Linked DNA regions of Homo sapiens: region 2 is linked to region 1. Evidence: read pairs that join two places in POLR2A ChIA-PET (ENCODE). Cell type or tissue: Caco-2. All regions are shown on one strand.

The links. Peaks named below come from ENCODE experiments on the same cell type or tissue, not always from the same donor. Only the 100,000 strongest peaks of a DNase experiment are listed, where the experiment ranks them.
Region 2: POLR2A ChIA-PET joins it to region 1 with 7 read pairs; 1 of 35 experiments calls an interaction of 5 or more read pairs at or near these places.

The regions. Positions count from the first base shown.
Region 1 is chr17:74,850,996-74,853,495 of GRCh38, forward strand. GRIN2C (glutamate ionotropic receptor NMDA type subunit 2C) reads right to left here. Exons shown (of 13, transcript NM_000835.6): 3 at 1,018-1,616; 4 at 582-696. Among named protein-coding and RNA genes, the nearest start is that of GRIN2C, 7.6 kb to the right of the region's middle. RefSeq lists a silencer at 1,468-1,527. In Caco-2, no CTCF peak of the experiment used is centred here; a DNase peak (open chromatin) is centred at 1,536; H3K4me3 peaks cover 1,821 bases.
Region 2 is chr17:76,219,852-76,222,351 of GRCh38, forward strand. The region is part of intron 1 of RNF157 (ring finger protein 157); the gene reads right to left. Among named protein-coding and RNA genes, the nearest start is that of RNF157, 19 kb to the right of the region's middle. In Caco-2, no CTCF peak of the experiment used is centred here; a DNase peak (open chromatin) is centred at 1,070.

The DNA.
Region 1 (2,500 bases):
CTGTACTGGTCCCCCCTGACTTTGACAGAACGTCCTTAGCTGAGCACTCAAGGCCCTTCATGCTCCAAACCCTTCTGCCCCTCTGTCTCTTCCAGGCTAGCACCTCTTCCTGGTGGGCTCCTACTCAAACCTCCACAGCCCAGCTCAAATATCCCATCTTCTGGGACCTCTTTCCCAGTTTCCTCCTTTGAAGGCAGAACTAATTCCTGTTCCTCATCTCCAATCCCACAATCTTTTGCACACGTCTACTCAAGCACTTGTCCCTGCATATTGTTTACAAGCCTGTCTGGCCAGCATGGTCATGGGTTACTCCTGCAGGGGCAGGACCAGGAGATAGGAGCGCTTGAAATGTTCTATAGTAGAGGGAAGCCGGGGTGTTATGGGAGCCCAGAGCAGGGCACCTCACCCACCCCGGGGCACCTGGAGGCTTCCCAGTGGAGGAGATGTTTGTTTCAGCTGAGACCTGGAAGATGAGGGGTTGGATAAGGGACAGAGGGACTCTCTGCTCAGCTGTGGGCACAAGAGGAGGCGGGGACAAAATAAGAGGACACTGAGGGCCCCTGGGCTCACCCCCTTCTCACCATCTCCCAGAGGCGGTGCCGGTTGAGGGCGATCACCACCATGGTGGGCTGGACCAGGTACCCACCAGGGCTGAAGGAGAAGTCTCGGCCCTCCCAGGTGACATTCAGTAGGTGCCTGCCAGAGGGGAGAGATGCCTGCAGCCCTGCCAAGGACCAGGCACCCCCTGCCTCTGCCTCACCGCCGCCACCGACAGCAGGTGGCATTGATTGTGTTTATTGTTCAAAGTGCTTCCCTATATTGGCCCCACGATCCTTGCCACACCCTGACACCTGCTGTTTGTTCAGATGAGGACACTAAGGCCCAGACAGGTGGGGTAATGTGGCCCCAGGCACGCAGCTAGTGGGAGGTGTGGCTGGCCAGCCCAAACTCACTGCCAGCCAGCTCCCCCGAAGCGCTCCCCACCTCCCTACCCCTATGCCCCGGGCAGGTGCCCACCTGTAGAAGGCCTCCCGGGCAGGGCTGACGGGCCCAGGGTGAACACGGCAGTCCCCGGCCGGGGCTGGCAGGGTTCCATGCTGGCGCCAGTAGCTGTGGGCGCCCAGGGCCAGAATGGCCACGCCGTCGCGCACCTTCTGGCGCAGGCTGAGGCGCCAGCTCTCGGTGACGACGCTGATGAGGCCCACGGGGAAGGTGGCGGGGGGCGCATCGGTGCTGCCCAGCGCCAGGTTGGGCACCAGCCACACGTGGCCGGGCCCCACCAGACCGGCCTGCGCCGCCTCGGCGAAGAGCACCTCGGCCTCCTCGCGCGAGCAGTAGGCCACAAACACGGGCGCGTCGAGCTGGCGCAGCAGGCGCTGCGTGCGCGCGCGCGGCCCTCCCGGGCCCAGCTCCAGCGTGACCACGTCCAGCAGCCGCCAACTCACGTGGCTGGCGTCGGCGACGGCGCGCACGCCCTCCAGGAAGAGCGCGTGGCCCGGGTGCAGGCTGGTGATGACGGCGAAGGCGCTCCAGTCGTACTCTTCCAGCACCTTGAACAGCACCTGCAGCTGCTGCTCCAGGGACACGCCCAGCTGCAGGAAGGCGGAGCCCGGCTCCTGGGGGCGGGCGGGGCCTGAGCGGGGCGGGAGGGCCGAGCCCCTCCTCCCGCCCCTTCCCCGACCTCGGCCCCTCCATCAGCTCCCAGGCGCCCTTGCGCCGGCGGATGCTCCGCATTCCGGGAGCCCTCTGGCCTGCGCCTCCCTCCCGCCCCAATGTGGTTCCCCGCTGCCTAGTAGCATGGTCATGCCCGGCCCCCAGCCCACCACGCTGGCCCGCAGACCCGCAGCATCAGCACCACTGGGGAGTTTGTCAGAAATGCAGATTCTCAGGTCGCACCCCACACCGACTGGATCGGAGTCGCTGGGTATGCCGCCTGGCATCTGTATTCTCACAAGCTCTTCAGCCGATCCTTGAGCCCGCTAGACTGAGAAGCGCTGCCCCAGACCAACTGAATCTGAATTCCAGAGGTGCAAAGCCAGGCGTCTGTATTTCCTAAGAGCACGATGAGGGTTGAGAGCCAATGTCCTGAGATCTTATGCCGGGGCCCCAAGAGGACGGGGAAACGCCACCCTGGTTGAAGCCCTGAGGGTGGGAAAGCTCCTCCTCTCCACCCCTCTGCCACCACAAAAACCCAAGGCACTGCCGGCTGGCACCGGGGCCAGCGCAGTCCCCTCGTAACTGGTCTCACTGCTGCCACTGTCCCAATCTTTTAAAAAAGCAAATAAGGGAAAATTCAGAGGCCAAGCAACGCAGTTTCTTCAATAAACAAATTGCAAGGAAAAAAGAGAGACAGACAGAGGAGGGGCCCAGAGGTTGAGAGAAACTCAGAAGCCACACCAACCAACCGGCACGTGTGGACCCGATTTGGCTCTTAATTCGAGCAAACAGGCTGCAAAATAAACACTTATGACAGTTATGAAACAATGGGGAAATTTGAACA
Region 2 (2,500 bases), 1.4 Mb after region 1:
TCCGAGAATGTGGCATTAAGCAGATGAGTAATTATGTGATTTTCAATTTTATCATACCTAGCGTATTGAGAATCAGAGAGAAAGTTAAAAAAAGCCAAGGTTAAACAAAAACCATATAGTCCTGAATTTGTATTAGAAATATCAATAAAAATGCATGATGTGTATTTTATCTTTACAAACAATGTTTCCTAGCTTGGGCCACTGAAAAGGCCTAGAAACATAGACCAACAAAGTAGGAGGGGGTGCCGCTAGCATCCAGCCTGTAAGTCTGCAAAAGTCATTCCCCACTAACAGGAACAAGGGCTCTTTGGAGGCCACATTCCAAGTCTGTGGCAGGAAATACACAAGATGGGACTAGAACATCTTGTCATACCAGATAACAAGGACGCTCTCTAAACCTACTAGGGTCATATCCAAGGGACTCAAGAGCTGACTTAAAGAGGTTCCCGCAGAGCAAAGATGGAATATATTAAGCTTCATCAGGATAATAAGGGCAAGGAATAAGTCTAAGTCAATGAGTTCGTAATGATATCTAAAAAAAAAAAAAAAAAAAGGTTACCTTTGAAGGATGCTAGTAAACCAATTCATTATTTTGGAAACTAGCAATTAAAGGGAAAGCCTCAAGCATTTATCTTGCCTTTCCTACATGAACTGTACCTCTGGGTGAGTGAATAATTAATAGATGAGGGGAGGCCGGGTACCATGGCTCACACCTGTAATCCCAGCACTTGGGAAGGCCTTGAGCCCAGAAGTTTGAGACCAGCCGAGGCAACATGGCAAGACACTGTCTCTACAAATTTATTATTTTTTTTTTTTTAGTTAGCTGGGCCAGGCGCAGTGGCTCACGCCTGTAATCCCAACACTTTGGGAGGCCGAGGTGGGTGGATCACGAGGTCAGGAGTTTGACACCAGCCTGGCCAACATGGTGAAACCCTGTCTCTACTAAAAATACAAAAATTAGCTGGGTGTGGTAGTGTGCACCTTTAATCCCAGCTACTCAGGAGGCTGAAACAGGAGAATCACTTGAACCGGGGAGGCAGAGGTTGTAGTGAGCCGAGATTGCGCCATTGTACTCTGACCTGGGCAATAAAGTGAGATGCTGTCTCAAAAAAAAAAAAAAAATTAGCCGGCTTGGTGGCAAGGGCCTTGGTCCTAGCTATTCAGGAGGCTGAGGCGGGAGAATTACTTGAACTCAGTAGGTCAAGGCTGCAGTGAACCGTGTTTGCACCACTGCACTCCAGCCTGGGCAACAGAGACCCTATTTCAAAACAAAAAGAAAAGGTAGATGAGGGAAAGTTTCTCTTTACAGAAATATTCTAGCTAATAAACAAAGAAGGAATGATAGGATTAGAATGTAAGTCTTAATAAATTAATAAATCATCCATTACCAAACCTCTCCCCCACAAAAAAGACAACCAGATACACGCTAGTGACAGCAAATACAACAAAGTAGTCTTACCAAAGTAAGTAGCTTCAAATTTTAAAGCTTTAAAAAAAATGAACTTGATCAAGCTGCTGAAACCAGTTAACCACCAGCTTATAGGGAATAAAACAGAACATGATTAATGAGAGTTCAAGGAGGCAACTGGCAAAACTCAGGCTGCAGAAAACCTTAACAAGAAAAATGACCAGGTTTCCTCAAAGAATATATTGTAAGGGGGGAAAGTATGGCAACAGAAAATCCAAAGTACAGACTTTATTTTATTAAACCCTTTAATTTCCAAATATTTTACTGTATACAATCAACAAAAACCAGGACTTTCTTGGTACCAGCTATTGTTCATGCTCCTTCATTGGTTCTTCTAAAATAACTATAAGAAATAAAATACAAGGAAATAATAGATGTTTAAATCATATGGGTTCACAGAAGTACTATTTATAATAATCAAAAGGTGGAAACAAATGTCAAACAACAAATGGGTAAACAAAATGTGAGGTATAATGTGTCCGACATATGTCCTTACAACGGAATATTATTCAGCCATAAAAAGAAGTGAAGTTCTGATACATGCTACAACATGAATGAACCTCCAAAACAGTATGCTGAGACAAAGAAGCCAAACACAAAAGGTCACATACTGTAGTATGATTCCATGTATATGAAATATCCAGATAGGTAAATCCACAGAGAGAGTAGACTGGTGATTGCCAGGGGATGGGGGCAGGGGAGAGTGGGGACAAACTGCTTAATTGGTTTTATTTTGAGGTGATAAAAATGTTCTAGAGGCCGGGCGCAGTGGCGCACACCTTTTGGGAGGCTGAGGCAGGTGGATCACTTAAGGTCAGGAGTTCGAGACCAGCCTGGCCAACATGAAGCAACCCCGTCTCTACTAAAAATACAAAAATGAGCTGGGTGTAGTGGCACACGCCTGTGATCCCAGCTACTTGGGAGGCTGAGGCACAAGAACAGCTTGAACCTGGGAGGCAGAAGTTGCAGTGAGCTGAGGATCGTGTCACTGCACTCCAGCCTGGGTGACAGAGCAAGACCCCGTCTCAAAAA